2 separate regions of the Homo sapiens genome follow, and region 2 is linked to region 1. A link is a loop called in an ENCODE intact Hi-C map of the cell type or tissue named here. Cell type or tissue: mammary epithelial cell. All regions are shown on one strand. Each heading gives the region's core, and the rest is flanking DNA. Links, peaks and the distances in the headings are about the cores only. Region 1 holds the start of AOAH-IT1 (AOAH intronic transcript 1). Region 2 has its middle 100 kb from the start of AOAH-IT1.

What was found. Peaks named below come from ENCODE experiments on the same cell type or tissue, not always from the same donor. Only the 100,000 strongest peaks of a DNase experiment are listed, where the experiment ranks them.
Region 2: it touches region 1 in a loop (2.1-fold over the local background); 1 of 110 quality-filtered maps calls a loop at or near these places.

The regions. Positions count from the first base shown.
Region 1 is chr7:36,596,396-36,605,280 of GRCh38, reverse strand. The region is part of intron 11 of AOAH (acyloxyacyl hydrolase); the gene reads left to right. AOAH-IT1 (AOAH intronic transcript 1) reads left to right here and starts at 5,161. Exons shown (of 3, transcript NR_046764.1): 1 at 5,161-5,538; 2 at 6,975-7,120; 3 at 7,399-7,447. In mammary epithelial cell, for the core only: no CTCF peak of the experiment used is centred there; a DNase peak (open chromatin) is centred at 3,950; H3K27ac peaks cover 831 bases.
Region 2 is chr7:36,493,272-36,502,156 of GRCh38, reverse strand. No RefSeq gene overlaps it. Among named protein-coding and RNA genes, the nearest start is that of AOAH-IT1, 100 kb to the left of the region's middle. In mammary epithelial cell, for the core only: no CTCF peak of the experiment used is centred there; DNase peaks (open chromatin) are centred at 4,206 and 4,716; H3K27ac peaks cover 1,933 bases.

The DNA.
Region 1 (8,885 bases), core at 2,775-5,274:
AATTGTCATACACTGTTCATTCATTGTTTTTTCAACTAATTCCTTCCATGCAATTCCTTAGGAGGAGTGGGAGTAGGCAGAGATTATCCAGCCCAGCTCTAGTCAAACGTCTAGGAGGCAAGACTGGCTTCTATATGATTTCCTAGGGAAATCATACAGAATTTCCACTCAAGGAAATGGTTGGGAGTTAGGGCACAGTGATGAGCTAAACCACTAAATTAGGTCATTAGTGATGACCTAATTCCTGCAGGAATATAAGGAAGAGCATGCATGAAGTACAAAGTCCAAAGATTCCAGAGGCAGAAATTGAGGATAGCATCACTAAGCCTGACCGCTAAAGAGCTCAAAGGAAAGCGGAGCAGAAAGCAGCAAAGAGGTCATGGTCTCATGTTGGTAACATATATTTCAGAGCCAACAAGAATGAGTGGATGCATCAGCTCTTCTTAACAGAGCAGGATATGGGCTCAGCTGTGGTCACAGAGTCCCAAATTTGGTGACTTAAGATGGAAGTGTTTCCCTTTTATGTAGTAATCCAGAGGGAAGCAGTCCAGGGCTGGGGGAAAGTTAGGTCATTCTCAACATGCAGCTTCCATCCTGGGGTCTGAGGTAGCTGCCCGTAATCCTGCCACCTGTCACCTGGAGGGAAGAAAAAAGACCAAGTGAAGGCACACATATCCCTTGGGAGAAGTTGGCACGATGGTGGCAAATATCACTTCTTTCTCACACCCCATTGTCCAGAGCTTAGTCATATGGCCATACCAGGCTGCAACAGAGACTAAGAAGTGCAGTCCCTGGCTGGGCAGCCCTATGCCCAACTATCACTGTTCTATTATTAAAGACAGAGAAATAGATAAAGGTGGATAACTGGGGCTCTGGAGGTGAAAAGCACCGGCTCAGCCTCAAAAAATGTAAAGTCTAGCTGGGAAGATAAACAAATAAGCTCACGATAATTAATAATAATAATAGAAAGCAAATATTACCATGTGCTTACCAAACACCAAGTATCCTATTTAACATTATCTTATTTAATACTTGCAATGGTCTGAATGTTGGTGTCCCCCCAAAATTCATATGTTGGAACTAATACCCACTGTTAATATGAAGAGGTGGGGCCGATGAGAAGGGATTAAGTCATCAGGGCTCCATCCTCATGGCTGGGATTGGTACTCTTATAAAAGAGCTCCCTTGCCCCCATGTGAGAATCCAGCAACAAGGCACCATTTACGAAGCAGAGGCCTTCACCAGACCCAAATTTGCCAGCACCTTGATCTTGAACTTCCCAGTCTCCATGAACAGTGAACAATAAATTTCTGTTGTTTATAAATTACACTATAAGGTATCTTGCTATAGCAGAATATAGACAGAGAAAATATAGCAGAATATGGACTATAGCAGGAAATGGACTAAGACAATACTGAAATGACTCTGCTATTATATGTATTTTATAGATAAAGAAACTGAGACTTAGCAAGTTTAGCTAACTGACAAAAGGTTAAACATGGAGCCCAGATACAAACTAAGTCTGTTGGATCCTAGAGTAGAGGTCAGAAAACTATGGCCCTTGGGTCAGACACTGCCCTCCCTGCTTTTGTAAACTAAGTTTCATTGGAACACAGCGATGCCCGTTCACTTACATATTGTCTATGACAACAGCAGAACTGAGCAGTCACAACAGAGACCAAACGGCCTGCAAACCTGAAATATTTACTGTCTATTCCTTTACAGAAAAAGTTTGCCAGCCTCTGCCCTAGTGCTAGAGGGTTAGGTGCAGTCAGCTAGGCATGCACAAGCTACCATGAGACCTAGAAGAGGACACCTAAGAGAGAAAGGCCGGGGCAGGCGAGGAAGGCTCTGAGAGGAAGTCCAGATGTAACCAACCCTTGTCTGTTGATTAGCAACTGAGCAGTCAAGACAGTGGAGCTGGAGGAAGAGCTTGTGGTGAGACCTGGAGGTCTGCGGGGATAGGGGTAGGTTCAGGGGACCCAGATTGTTGACGGGGGTGGGAGAGGAGGGCTGTCAGGAGAGGTTGGGGACATGGAGGTTCCTTGTGGTGGAGGATGACATTGAATAGCTACAGTAGCCTGCAGATTAGGGTTTCCCTACATGGCCAGTCATTGCAGTCAGGTAGGGCACTTATTCAAAATGAGATACTAGGGCCCCACCACAAACCTACCCAATCAGGATCTGTACTTTAAAGAAGCTCCCTGTGAGATTCTGGGAAACACTACTGAAGATGTAGGAAGAGAGTGAGGAAGCAGGGCCCCTGGCCAGAGGTTGCTGCAGTCACCCAGGGCCAGCAGATGTGTATGCCCAGAGGGGTGGAATGGCAAGGTTTTGGGACAGCCTCTTGGTATAAAGTGAAAGAGCGGAGAGAAAGAAAATGAGATCATCATTTATGATCACGGTCATGGGGAACAAGAGCCCAGGTCAGTCCTGGTGAGCAGGTGGCCCCAGTGAGGTCTTCTCCACTTTCCCCTCTGTAACTTGACCTTGGACTTCTTCTGGTATCAAATTCCAGTTATTACCCCCAAAAAAGAAAAACTACCCACATCCCAGACAAATTGCAGTCTGGCTGTTGTAGAAATGACTAAACTTTTACAGAATCAAAGGTATCAGAAGAGTCAGCTTTGAGGACGTGTACCTCTTCGTGCTCATTTCAGGCCCTTGGAGGAATTTTTTTTTTTCTGTTTGTGGAAGAATTTGTTTCAATGGCCTTAGAAAAGAATTGATTTGTGGTTATCTCTGCATATGAGGAGGATATTTTATACTCTTGTTTTCTTGCTTTTATGTATCTAAAAAAAAGTTCAATCACCCTAGGGGATGAAAAAAAAAAAAAACAATGGAAGGAAGGGAATTCAGTAGAAAGAGTTTAACTGTACAATGCGTTCTCATTTGGTATGCGGCAGTGAGAGAAATGCATCCCTCGACTCATTCATTGAATAAATAAATCATAGGGTTAGAGCTTAAGTAATAAATAATAGAAAAGGAAAAGAAAGAAACTAAGAGGAGCTGACAAGGTAAAAATAAATAAATAAAAAGAGCTGCATTCAAGCAAAATGATGAAACATGGAGTGTTATTTGCCATTTTGTCCTCTTTGTATTTACTTGTCATATTTTGCTAGAATTTTTTATTTGATTGTTTATTCACTGCCCCCATAAGCTTTTGTACTGGCAGAGGGTCAAAGAGGAAAGGCTCTACTTTTTCCCTGAAAGTGACTTATTTCGCTGAAGTTGAATGTGCATCGAATAAGCATCGTACCAGGTGCTGAGTAGTTATTGCTACTGATCTGCTGGTGTGTAGTACATTTTAAGTCACTAAATTTGGGGATTACCTGTTACATGAAAATGTGTAACTGTAATACTTGGTGTTTGTTGGTCTCCTTTGGATATGATATGATGAATTTAGCCCTGAGGTTTTGCATGCGGTGTTAGCAATACTGGAACTATTTCCCCCTGGCCCCTCTGTGCTTGGTTCTCTCTTCCTAGCCTTCCAGGACTCACACGTTAGATAAGACTTCCTTCAAGACTCCTTTCTTGAAAGCCCCACATGTGGGGCAGATGTCCCTTCTATGTGCTGACACAGTACTCTGGACTGCCCTTAATGCTACTAACATTTATTGAGCTCTTACAAGTCTAAACGTCATGCATAGATTATCTTTTTTAATTCTCTCAACCACCCAATGAGATAGGTACTATTATTAAGCTATTTTTATTGGTAATGAAACTGAAGCACAGAAGGATTAAGGAAAGACTTCCAGGTTACCCAGATGGGAAGTGTTTATTGTCTGTGCTCCTCTAGACGGTGAGTCCCATGAAGAAGGAGCCCACAGCTGCCTGGTATGGAGTCCAACAGAGTGCCCAGCACAGTCTGGTGCCTGATGTTTCTCTCTCTCTCCCTCCCCTTCCCCCCTCTCCCTCCCTCTTTTCCTCTGTGTGCCTCTGTGTGTATAATGAATCATAGGGCCACAGGGACTTTCCCTCAATATGAGACTCATCTCACACACGGGAGATTATAAGGTTTACAAATCAAATGCACAGAGTTAAATTACTTTCTTGAAGTTGTCTATATTAAAGCCTTAGTTTATGAGAACTGTGCTACCTAATCTAGTTAAGCCTGAGATGACAGAGGCAGAAACCAGATGATATATCCTCTCTCTATTCTCCCAGAACTTCCTCTGCCAGACCCCACTGGAAGGCAGACCTCCAGAGCAGTGGTGTGCGCCATCTCCCGGGGGCCTTTCCCCTGGGTATGTCAGGCCAGACAGGCCCTGGGTGCAGAAGAGTAGGGTGTGTGGGGGTTTCTGTGTAGGGTCACATATGGTTTCAGTATTTTTCCCCAAAATATTCATTCTGCACTCTTCATAAATTAGACACGGTCTCCATACAAGAGAAAGAGAGAAGGAAAAGATGGCGGCAGCTCTCAAATCATCTGTGGACTTCAGAACTTTTCACCCAAAGCAGTATCTGGGAGACTGCCCCCTAAACAGGCAACCAGGAAGCCTCACGTTCAAGGACTATCTAGCCCAGCTTGGCCCATTTTGTGATTTTATGGGATTTGGCAGCTTGGGGGCAAAGCAAGGACCAGATACAAGTGGGCTATGGGAAGCTGAGGATGGTGCTGACCCGGCCTGCTCTACACCTCTCCCTTTCTTGTTCCACCAGAACCTGGGCTCAAATCCCAGCCCTACTATTTACCAGATCTATGACCTTGGCAAGTCATCCCAAGCAGTGGTGTGCGCCGTCTCCCGGGGGCCTTTCCCCGGGATATGTCAGGCCAGACATATCTGAGTTCAGACCAGAGCAGTCCTGGGCCCTGCGCTGCCTTGCATAAGGGATTCTTTCAACAACAGAAAACACAGAAGTCCTCCAGGGGCCTGAATCAACAAGGGAAGGTGCTCATCATAAGAGGGGCCCTCCCAGAGCCTCTCACTGGGTTAAGGGTTGGTCATTTAATTTGCTGCTGTTTGTCTGAGGTGTGAATACTTGTTCTTTATTAGAGGGAATATCCAATCTGATACATGGTAGTTGCTCTAAAGTGTTTGTAGAAGGGAGAGAGGGAGGAGAGGAGGGAGGAAGGCTGCCTCACAGAGTTGTGTAATTGAATTGAACAATTTGTGCAAGTTTTTCCTGTCTCAGTGCCTGGCACATAAGGGGAACCCCGCATTAGTTCTCTTCCCCACTCTCGCTTAATGCAAGTTATCTGGGAAACAGCACATCCAAGCATCATGAGTAGGTTAGACATTTATTTGTAGGACAGATTCATGCAGCAGAGGCTACAGAAATGGGAGTCTGGCAGGAAAGTGTGTGTGAAAGCCAAGGAAGGCTCTGAAAGTTGCATAATGTGGTGCTCCCACAAGAAAGGCACTAAGGTAATGGGAGCGGTGGGGACCTGAGCAGATGGGAGGCAGTGTGGTGGCACGGTGGGACTGAGAGGCAGAAAGCAGGAGGAACCCTGCTTACCTTCTGCAAGCGCCACTGCAGGACAGACGGAGGAGGAGCCAACTAGCGGAACTGGGAGACCCATGGTTCCAACGCTAAGCAGGTAGCCCTTGTCTTTGATTCCCGGGCCTTGAAACTCTCCAGCGTTATTAAAAATACCAACCCAAGAGCTATTTTCTTTTTTTGGTAAAGTAACAATCCCCCATCTGCTTTGAGACTTTAATTCTGGGGAATGGATAAAACAATGCTTATTTAACTGGTGATGACATTTTTTATCTTTTTCCAACAGCAGTTACTTAGATTCCTCCAAGTGACTTTGTACTGTTTGAAAATAATCCATTCAGGTCTAATGCAGGTACATGTAATAGAAAAGGGAATATACTGTGTAGATTGTCCACAGCAGTGCAGGATGGAGAGAGCCCAAATGTAAACAGTGAAGGAAAGGCACTGAGGATACTCCCTGCTTTGCTGGAAGACTGGCAGAATCAGATGAATGAGGGATTGGTGTCATTACTCTCTTTCTCCCACACAACAAAGCTTTAAGAACATCAATTGCTTGCTGACATTAGGGCTTAAAATATTACCAAATTCGAATTATTGTATTTACTAAATATCCATCAAAAATGGGAACCAGTGGGCTTTCTCGATGCATGGAAATACACACACACATACCCACACACAGGGAAACGTTAAATGAAACTATTACACAAAATAGTAAACATGTGCCAACTATGCTGTAAAAATAAATATCTATCATTGATAAAGGTCAGAAGAAATTTTGAAGCAATGCGGTAGTGATCTAACACTCACTAGGTTGCTCACGCTCTTTAAGTTTGGAAAATTTTTCTTGGTAAATATTCAGTCTTTTTCACATATGTACATTTAAGGTACATTTAAAACGAGTTTCCTAAGAACATAAATGCTCAAGAGGAATAAGCAGGAGTTGATGAGGAAAATCTTAATTTGCATTCCTCCTGCCTCAAATGCCTGAAGTATCTTGGATATAATGTTGCGTGAATAAGGCTTTTAGTGTTTAATGTGATAGGACTTAAACATTCTCTTTTTGCTAGGGTCTATAAAACATTTGCTATTAATAGCCACTACTTTTCATTTTTATCTACCAAATTTACTAAGGAAAAAAAATATGCCAAGGCTTCTATTAGTGTGCTCAAACCTTTTCTATTATCTGGCAAATAAATGTCACTCCTCTTAAACCTGGGACAGTTCACTTGGAAAGGGACACTAGGTGGTCTGCCCTAAACATGATGCTTCACATAGTAGGGCTCTGACTTGTCAACCTGCTTCTGACTGTGTCTTTTGGTCTTCCTCACAGTTTTGCTGAAGTAAATAAGGTGATATTTCTATAGTCATTGGAGATACTGAAACTGAAATACATCTTCCCCAAGTTTGCACACTAATAACAGTAAAGCCTTGGCTTAACACCAGAAGTGAAGTCTAAAACATTCAACCAGGAAAGCACAGGTTTGCTATATTTTGAAGTTCATCGAGTGACCTGGTCTGCCTGGGCCTTCCAGGGCTCCCGCTGAGGAATACAAACTCACCCTGGCCCCAGTTGTGATTCAGCACCAGCCACTGTCCACTCCAGCTGAAATCCTAATGGGGATGATTCCAAGACTAACTAGTTTCTGAGATATCAGCAAGGATTCCAGGAATCTCCCAGGTAGCTGAGTCCCATTTCTTCAGATTAATCCACAGAGAACTGAGCTTGGAGAGTGTTAGCAACATGGAGATCCCACTTCCCAAGACAGGATTGCCTGCCGTTTTCCCACCTACCCTACCCCTCCTCTCGACATCCCCTCTTCCGCCACTGAAGACAAGAAGTTCATCACCCACCCCTGACCGAGAATGAGGGTTGCCGGGGGTATGGAACTTATTTCCAGTGGTGTCAGATCCAATCATGGAGTTTTCTTGATTTGTGTTTCTTCTTTGTATTTGTAGAGCCAGACGCAGAAGACAGATCATCCGATTTCTAGAGCAAAGCCCTTTCTCTACTTTGCTGGCACACTTCAGAATTATTTACCCCTCCCTTAGTGTGCCAGGCTACAGAGGGTATGCCTATGCCTGCGTAGTTCTTGTCTAACTCCTTCCTGTGAAAGGGAGAGCAGTCCCAGACAGAATCAGAAACCTAGTTCCTCATCCAGTTTCCCAAGTCTGGAGTTGCCATTGCACGGATGACAGAGAAAAAGGTGAGGGAGTGGGGTGGAAAAGAACCATATCATTCTTGTAAGTTTCAACGTGTTTTGCAGGTTACTGACTCAACACAGCTCATAAATTCTGCCTGCATCTCGCAAGCCACTTGCTTACTCACTATCTCTGCTAAACATATCTTGTGAGTTTCATCCATTCTATTTGTTTTTCTTGTCTTGTCTGGCAGAATGAATATTCTCATCCTACAGTAAACACACATTGTAAGCAGAAAGATGTAGGGAAAAATAAGATAAAACACAGAGAAAAGTTTTGCTTTGTAGTGGCAGGAGAAATAGAAACTCAAACAGATAATAGCTGAGTCACAGTAATGGTGGAGTCTCGAGCAGAAAGTGGTGGGTGCTGAATGCTAAGGGGTGACAAAGTACCTGTCACTGAGACTGCATGGTCCTCTGAGATTTACTGGGAGCTTTCTTTCTATGGGGTTGTTTCTGGTTTTTAAAGAGGATAAATCATCATTAATACAGGTGCATCCCAGGACGCCATACTTCCTGACCAACTCCTCCCTCTTCCAGCCCCTACCGTGCTGGAAATCACACTTAGGATAAGAATAAGGATGGAGGTTTCGTGGCATGTGTGGAAGGAGGAGGCAATTGAAGAAGGAGGAGCAGAGGAAGCTCAGAGACCCACAGAAAATATACAGGATATCATGGGATGACTGCTGCTGCGTTTGAACACATTTGTTTGTTCTAGGAATTATTTTGAAAGTAAACATAGTAAAGGGGTTCATGTCTTAGCCCTTTGAATAATAAAAGCAACAAGCATATTGTCCGATTCAAGCCATGTATTAGTTTCCTTGGCTGCCATATCAAAGTACCACAAGCTGGGTGGCTGAAAACAACGTAAATTGATTGCCCCAGAATTCTGGAGGCTGGAAGTCTGAGATCAAGATGTCAGCAGGGTTAGTTCCTTCTTGGGGGTCTGTGAAAACATTTATTCCATGCCTCTCTTCCAGCTTCTGGAGACAGCTGGCAATCTTTGCCATTAACTGGATTGCAGAAGCATCATTCAAATCTCTGCCTCCACCATTGCACGGCCTTCCCCCTGTGTCTTCATTTCTGTCTCTTCCTCCTCCTCTTCTTATAAGGACCAGTCATACTGGACTGGGGGCCCATCTTATTCCAGTATGACCTCTTCTTAACTAGTTACATCTGCAACGACTCTATTTCCAAACAAGGTCACATTCTGAGGTGGGGTTAAGACTTCAACACATCTTTTCG
Region 2 (8,885 bases), core at 3,390-5,889, 100 kb after region 1:
GAATTATTCAATGATGTCTACCATAACTCAGGGAAAGGAAGAAAATCCTTCTGCCTTCCTCGAGAGGCTATGAGAGGTCTTAAGAAAATATACTCCCCTATCACCTGACTCACTCAAGGCTCAGTTGATTCTAAAAGATAAGTTTATTACCCAATTAGCCACAGATATCAGGAGAAAGCTCCAAAAGCGAGCCCTGGGCCCTGAACAAAATCTGGAGGCATTATTAAACCTGGAAACCTCGGTGTTCTATAATAGGGTCCAAGAGGAACATGCCCAAAAAGAAAAGTGAGATCAGAGAAAGGCTGCAGCCGTAGTCATGGCCCTCAGAAAAACAAACCTTGGTGGTTCACAGAGGACAGAAAATGGAGCAGGCCAATCACCCTGTAGGGCTTGTTATCAGTGTGGTTTACAAGGACACTTTAAAAAAGATTGTCCAACAAGAAACAAGCTGCCCCCTCGTCCATGTCCACTATGCCGAGGCAATCACTGGAAGGCACACTGCCCCAGAGTGCAATGGTTCTCTGGGCCAGAAGCCCCCAACCAGATGATCCAACAATAGGACTGAGGGTGCCCGGGGCAAGTACCAGCTCATATCATCACCCTCACTGAGCCCCGGGTACATTTAACCATTGAGGGCCAGAAAATTAACTTCCTCCTGGACACTGGAGTGGCTTTCTTAGTGTTAATCCCCTGTCCTGGACAGCTGTCCTCAAGGTCCGTTACCATCTGAGGAGTCCTGGGATGGCCTGTAACCAGGTATTTCTCCCACCTCCTCAGTTGTAATTGGGAGACTTTGCTACAGATCATAAGTATGCTTATCTAATCCTACATGCCCATGCTGCAATATGGAAAAAAGGGGAGTTCCTAACTTCTGGGGGAACCCCCATTAAATATCACAAGGAAACGATGGAGTTATTGCATGCAGTGCAAAACTCAAAGAGGTGGCAGTCTTACACTGCCAAAGCCATCAAAAGGGGATGGAGAGGGAAGAACAGCAGCATAAGTGGCTGGCAGAGGCAGGGAAAGACCAGCAGAAAGGAAAGAGAGAAAGAGACAGAAAGTCAGAAAGAGAGAGAGAGGAAGAGACAGAGACAAAGAGGAAGTCAGAAAGAGAGAAAGAGAGAGAGAGACAGAAAGTCAAAGAAAGAGAGGAAGATACAAAGAGGGAGTCAGAGAGAAAGAGAGAAAGAGACAGACAAGAAGTCAAAGAGAAAGAAAGAGAGATGGAAGTAGTAAGGAAAAAACAGTGTACCCTATTCCTTTAAAAGCCAGGGTAAATTTAAAACCTTTAATTGATCATTGAAGGTCTTCTTCATGACACTATAACACTCCAATACCACCTTGTTGTCAGTGTAAACAAGGGTGTAGCCCAAAAGCACTGAGGCCACTGACAACCCATAGCCTTCCTATCAAAAATCCTTAACCCAGCAGCTTTCCTAACAGGGGATCTAAATCTTAACTAATAACCATACAAAGGTCTGACCAGACCTAGGAGGAACTCCCTTCAGGACAGGACAATAGATGGTTCCTCCCAAGTGATTGAGGAAAAAAGACACAATGGGTATTCAGTAAATGATAAAGAAACTTATAAAAGCAGAGTTAGGAAAATTGCCTAATAATTGGTCTGCTCAAATGTGTGAGTTGTTTGCACTCAGCCAAACCTTAAAGTACTTACAGAATCAGGAAGGAGCCATCTATACCAATTCTAAGTTAATATGGACTGAAAGAGGTTTTATTAATAGCAAAGAAAAATTAAAATCCCAAACTTACAAGGTTTTCAACTAAAGTAAAGTTTGCTAAAAGTTAACAGTGTAACATGTATTATCCTACTAACAAACACTCTTAAAGGATTTCTCAGACAGTTTGCAAGAAATAACGAAGTCTATCCTTACTCCACAATCCCAAATAGACTCTTTGGCAGCAGTGACTCTCCAAAACCGCCAAGGCCTAGACCTCCTCACTGCTGAGAAAGGAGGACTCTGCACCTTCTTAGGGGAAGAGTGTTGTTTTTACACTAACCAGTCAGGGATAGTATGAGATGCCAACCGGCATTTACAGGAAAAGGCTTCTGAAATCAGACAATGCCTTTCAAACTCTTATACCAACCTCTGGAGTTGGGCAACATGGCTTCTCCCCTTTCTAGGTCCTGTGACAGCCATCCTGCTATTACTTGCCTTTGGGCACTGTATTTTTAACCTCCTTGTCAAATTTATTTCCTCTAGGATTGAGGCCATCAAGCTACAGATGGTCTTACAAATGGAACCCCAAATGAGCTCAACTAATAACTTCTACCAAGCACCCCTGGACCAACCCACTGGCCCTTTCACTGGCCTAAAGAGTTCCCCTCTGGAGGGTACTACAGCTGCAGGGCCCCTTCTTTGCCCCTATCCAGCAGGAAGTAGCTAGAACGGTCATTGCCCAATTCCCAACAGCAGTTGGGGTGTCCTGCTTAGAGGGGGGATTGAGAGGTGAAGCCAGCAGGGCTTCTGGGTCAGGGGACTTGGAGAACTTTTCTGTCTAGCTAAAGGTTTGTAAACACACCAATCAGCACTCTGTAAAAACGCACCAATCAGCATTCTGTGTCTAGCTAAAGCACTGTAAATGCATCAATAATCACTCTGTAAAATAGATCAATCAGCAGGATGTGGGCGGGGCCAAATAAGGGAATAAAAGCTGGCCACCCGAGCCAGCAGCAGCAACCCACTTGGGTCCCCTTCCATGCTATGGAAGCTTTGTTCTTTTGCTCTTCACAATAAATCTTGCTGCTGCTCACTCTTTGGGTCCACACTACCTTTATGAGCTGTAACACTCACCGCAGAGGTCTGCGGCTTCACTCCTGAAGTCAACGAGACCAAGAACCCACCAGAAGGAACCAATTCCGAACACACTTCTCTCTGCTGCCGCCACCTTCAGCATATAACTTCTATTTTGTGATTCAAGACAGCCTCCCAAGCAACACCACCAGGACTGCATTTGAGCCAGCAGGAAGAGGGAAGGGGAGAGGAAAGGCCACTCTTTCTTCCTTGAGGATGCAACTTCCGCTTGCACCCCAGGAGGCCCAGCTCAGTCCCGTGGCCATGCAGCTTTAAAGAAAGCTAAAAATGTTTGTCTAGCCAAGCGGGTAACTGAAAATAGGCAGTTCTATTACCAGGAGAGAAGGGAGGATAGATACAGAAGGACAAGTAGCAATCTCTACAAGTGTAAATTAGAACCTTCTGGACGCCAATTTGACAATATGTGGAACCCACATGTCAGCTACCTCTATCCCTTGCTACTCAAAATGTGGTCATCAGACCAGCATCACCTGGAAGTTTGTTAAAAATGCAAAATATCGGGCCTGCCTACTACTAAATCATAATTTGCATTTAAACAGTATCCTTCAGTGATTTGTTTGCACGTTAAAGTTGGAGAAGCACTGATCTAGACAGTGGTTTTCAATTGTGGCTGTACATTGGAATAACCCGGGAACTTTCAAAACTCTCCTGATGCCTGGGCCACACCCAAAGAGCATTGAATTTAATTGGCCTGGTGAAATCCTAGGCTTCTGTGGTTCCAAAGTGCTCCCCTGGGTGATTCTCTTGTGCAGCTAAGGTGGCAAACCACTGCTCTGGGCTATTTGGGGGAAAGGAATTGTCTCACAATTACTCCTGAGTCAGACCCAAACTGCACTTTCTTATCTTCCTTGCTAGAAATCCACTTTAGCTTTCTTCTGCTTTATTTCTTTCTGGAGTGAAGTGGCACAATCACAGCACACTGCTGCCTCGAACCCCATCCCCCATCCCCTGGCTCAAGGAATCCTCCTGCCTCAGCCTCCCGAGTAACGGGGACTACAGTCATACACTACCACCTCCAGCTAACTTTTCTTTATAGCTTTGTAGAGACCGGTTCTCTTTATGTTGCCCAGGCTGGTGTCTGACTCCTGGGTTCAATTGATCTTCCAGCCTCGGCCTCCCAAAATGCTGGGAATACAGGGTGAGCCACCACATTTGTCCTCTTCTGCTTTCTTGACCATACCTCATCCCATTTTCTTCTTGTTTGCTGTGCCAGTGCATATTTAATGATGGTTTGGGAATAATGCAGAAAGTTATCCTGTAGCACAGAGTAGCACATGACCTAAAACTGGAAGTCAGTCACACGTCCCTGCCTTTTAGTGCCCCACCCCGGGATTTTCCACGGGGCCCCTCCTCTGCAGCTGGCCCCACGACACTGCTCATTGCTCCTCCTCTCCCTCCACTCCTCCCTTGAAGCCCTAAGGGAGGTACTCCTTGAAACTTACACATTCTTTATCATTGTGCAGAGTAAATTGTGTCTTTTCTCATTATGTTGTTCCTCTGAGGGCTCTCTTTTCACATTAAATGATTCATTAGTAGGGGCAAGGAGGGGTTGCCAAAAACTCTGCTCTGGAGGGAAAGTATGCCACTCCCTTGGGAGACAGAGCAATTATGGCAAACGGTGTTTTAAATAATAATAATAAAATAATTCCTCTTTATCATTATGCATTTCCAAACTCTTTTAGAATTCATGCCTGACTCAGGACCCAGAAACCATTTTTTGTTTGTTGTTTGTTTGTTTGTTTCAAGATGGGTTCCCACTCTTTCGCCCAGGCTGGAGTGCAGTGGTGAGATCTTGGCTCGCTCCAACTTCCGCTTCCCAGGCTCAAGTGATTCTCCAGCCTCAGCCTCCTGAGTAGCTGGGACTACAGGTGCAAACCACCAACGCCCACCTAATTTTTGTATTTTTTGTAGAGATGGGGTTTCACCATGTTGCCCAGGCTTGTCTCAAATTCCTAAGCTAAAAGTGATCCACCCGCCTCAGCCTCCCAAAGTGCTGGGATTATAAGCATGAGTCACTGCACCCAGCCCAGAAACCATGTAAATGTTGATAAATTGACTTCTTAAAAGTAAAAGTTTTTGTACGTTGAAAACATACTGTAAGCAGAGTCAAAAGACAAGTGGCAAAATGGGGGGACACACACCCCATTTCACAGACGAAGAGCTAATCTCCCCAGGACATGAAGAGTTCTTAAAAAGCAAGAAGGAAAAAGCTAACAATTCAGTTTTTAAATTGGCAGAAGATATGAATGGCTAAAGTTAAGAGAAAATAGAATCAAAGGCACCTTACACATAAAAAATATAAAAATCTGTTTAACTTCACTTATAATTAGATAAATGTAATTTGAAATTACACTGAGAGGTTTCTGTTTTCTGATCCAGCATGTAGTGAGTTTGAAAGTTGTCACTCCATCCTAACAAGAAAAAGCCTGGACAGGCTGAAAAATCAACAACCCTTCTTAGATCTGCCAGAGATTTGAAGTCACGGGGCAAACCATTTCCCAAGCACTGGAGAGAGAGGAAGGTACAGAGAATTCCAACTCACTGAAGTGGAATCCCAGAAGCAGAAACATCCAGTGTAAGTGGGGGGTGGGGGTGTTTCGTTTTGTTTTGTTTTTGTAGAGACGGGGCCGCACTCTGTTGCCCAGGCTGGTCTTGAACTCCTAGCCTCAAGCGATCCTCCCTCCTCAGCTGGGATGTCAGGCGTGCTGGGATGACAGGTGTGAGCCACCATGCCTGGCCCAATGGAAGTAGTACTAGATATGTCATGACTGGCTTTCAACAGAAAAGTGCAAGGCACACTAACAGGCAAAAACAGTTTGAAAAGACAGAGCAAGCATCAGAGCACATTCAGATATGACAGGGGTGTTGGAGCTATTACACTAGGAATTTAAAATAATTATGAAGAGTATGCTAAGGGCTCTAATGGACAACATGTAAGAACAGATGGGTAAGTGGATATCCATATGCAGAAGACCTCAATCTATGAAACTACTAAAAGAAAACAATGAGGAAACTCTCCAGGACATTGATCTGGGCAAAGATTTCTTGAGTATACCCCACAAGCACAGGCGACCAAAGCAAAAACAGACAAATGGGATCACATCAAGTTAAAAAGTTTCTGCATAGCAAAGGAAACAACAGACTAGGCATGGTGCCTCGCAACTGTAATCCCAGCACTTTAGGAGGCTGAAATGGGCAGATCACCTGAGGTCAGGAGTTCAAGACCAGCCTGGCCAATATGGTGAAACCCTGTCTCTATTAAAAATACAAAAATTAGCCAGGTGTGGTGGTGTGCACCTGTAATTCCAGCTATTCAGGTGGCTGAGGCCCGAGAATCGCTTGAATCCGGGAGGCGGAGGTGGCAGTAAGCCAAGATTATGCCACTACCCTCCAGCCTGGGTAATGGAGTAAGATTCTGTCTCAAAAAAAAAAAAAAAAAAAAAAGAAGAAGAAGAAGAAGAAACAATCAACAAAGAAAAGAGACAACCCACAGTATGGGAGAAAATATTTGCAAATTATCCATCTGACAAGAGATTAATAACCAGAATATATAAGGAGCTCAAACAATTCTACAGGAAAATATTCTAATACTCCAACTTAAATATGGGCAAAGGATCTGAACAGACATTTCTCCAAAGAAGACATACAGATGGCAAACAGGCATCTGAAAAGGTGCTTAACATCACAGATCATCAAAGAAATGCAAATCAAAACTACAAAGAGGTATCATCTCACCTCAGTTAAAATGGCTTATATCCAAAAGCAATAACAAATGTTGGCGAGGATGTGGAAAAAAGGGAATCCTTGTACACTGTTTGGGGGAATGTAAATTAGTACAACCACTATGGAGAACAGTTTGGAGGTTCCTCATAAAGCTAAAAATAGGGCTATCATATAATCCAGCAATTCACTGCTAAGTATATACCCCAAAAAAGGAAATCAATATATCAAAGCAATATCTGCACTCCCATGTTTTGCAGCACTATTCATAACAGCCAAGATTTGGAAGCAACATAAGTGTCTATCAACAGATGAATGGATAAAGAAAATGTGGTTACATATACACAATGGAGCACTATTCAGCCATAAAAAGGAACAAGATGCTGCCACTTGCCACAACATGGATGGAACTGGAGGTCTTTATGTTAAGTGAAATAAGCCAGGCACAGAAAGACAAATGTCACATGTTCTCATTCATTTGTAGAAGCTAAAAATTAAAACAATTGAACTCATGAAGACAGAGAGTAGAATGATGGTTACCAGAGCCTAGGCACAGTGGAGGGGAAGAAAGTGGGGATGACTAATGCGTACAAAAAAAAAGTTAGATAGAAGAAATAAGATCTAGTATTTGGGGCTAGGCGTGGTGGCTCACACCTATAATTCCAGCAGTTTGAGAGGCCAAGGTGGGTGGATACCTTGAGGTTGGAAGTTCGAGACCAGCCTGGACAACATGGCAAAACCCCATCTCTACTAAAAATACAAAAATTACCTGAGCATGTTGATGCATGCCTGTAATCCCAGCTACTCAGGAGGCTGAGGCAGGAGAATCACTTGAACCCGTGAGGCAGAAGTTGCAGTGAGCCAAGATCACACCACTGCACTCCAGCCTGGGCGACAGAGCAAGACTCTATTTCAAAAAAAAAAAAAATCTAGTATTTGGTAGCACAACAGAGTGTCTACAGTCAATAATAATTTATTATATATTTTTAAATAACTAGAAGAGTATAATTGGAATGTTTATAATGCAAAGAAATAATAAATGCTTGAGACGATGGATACCCATTTACCTTGATGTGATTATTATGCCTTGTATGCCTGTATCGAAATTTCTCATATGCCCCATAAATATATATACCTACCATGTACCCACTAAAAACTAAAAATTTAAAAAAAAACAGATGGGCAATGTAATTAAGGAGATAGAAATTCTAAGAAAGAATCAGAAAGACAAGCTAGAATTAAAAAACATGTAATAGAAAGCATATATATAAAAATATATATACCTACTATATACCCATTAAAAATTAAAAATTAAATAAAAAAACATGGGCAATGTAATCAAGGAGATACAAATTCTAAGAAAGAATCAAAAAGACATGCTAGAAATAAAAAACATGTAACAGGAAGAATGCCTTTGATGGACTCATTAGTAGACTAGACACAGCTGAGGAAAGAACGTCTGAGCTTGAGGATATGTCAACAGAAGCTTCCCAAACTGAAAAGAGAAAGTGGGGGGTGGAAACTGGAACAGAATATCCAAGAACTGTACATAAGTTACAGTGGGAATACAAAGAGAAGAAAAAGAGTAAGGAACAGAAGAAATATTTGATGCAAAAATGACAAATATTCCCAAATTAATGTCAGACACCAAACCACAGATCCAAGAAGTTCAGAGAACACCAAGGAGGGATAAACGTGTCAAAAAATCTACACTTAGGCATATCATACTCAAACTGAAGAAAACGAAACATAAAGAAAATATTTGGGCTTTGGGTGATAATGATGTGTCAATGTAGGTTCATTGATTGTAGCAAATAATGTACCACTCCTCTGGGGAAGAAAGTTGATAGTGGAGGAGTCCACTGGGGGAAAAAAAAAAGGCTGCAATGGTGCACTGCATTAGAGGCAGAAAAAAAAAAGCCCAGCCATGTGAATTCAGGCTATGTGCAGCTGTCATCCAATTCTTGTTAACCTTCAGGCTAGAATTTTATTTGAAGGACTAAATTTTATCCATGGCTGCCTATACAATCTGCAATGTCTATGCTTCTAAAAAAGAAGTTCTCTAATAAAAATAAAATTATATTCTGCTAAAAGCTGTAATTTTTACATACTGCAGCCCAGACAATTGGAAAGTGTATTTTCTTAAAAATTTCACTTAAAATGATATCATAAGGCACTAAATACTTTGGAGTAAACTGACAAAAGACATGTAAAACCTCTATATTGAAAACTGGCTAGGTGCTCTGGCTTACGCCTGTAATCCCAGCACTTTGGGTGGCCAAGGCAAGTGGATCACCTGAGTTCAGGAGTTTGAGACCAGCCTGGCCAACA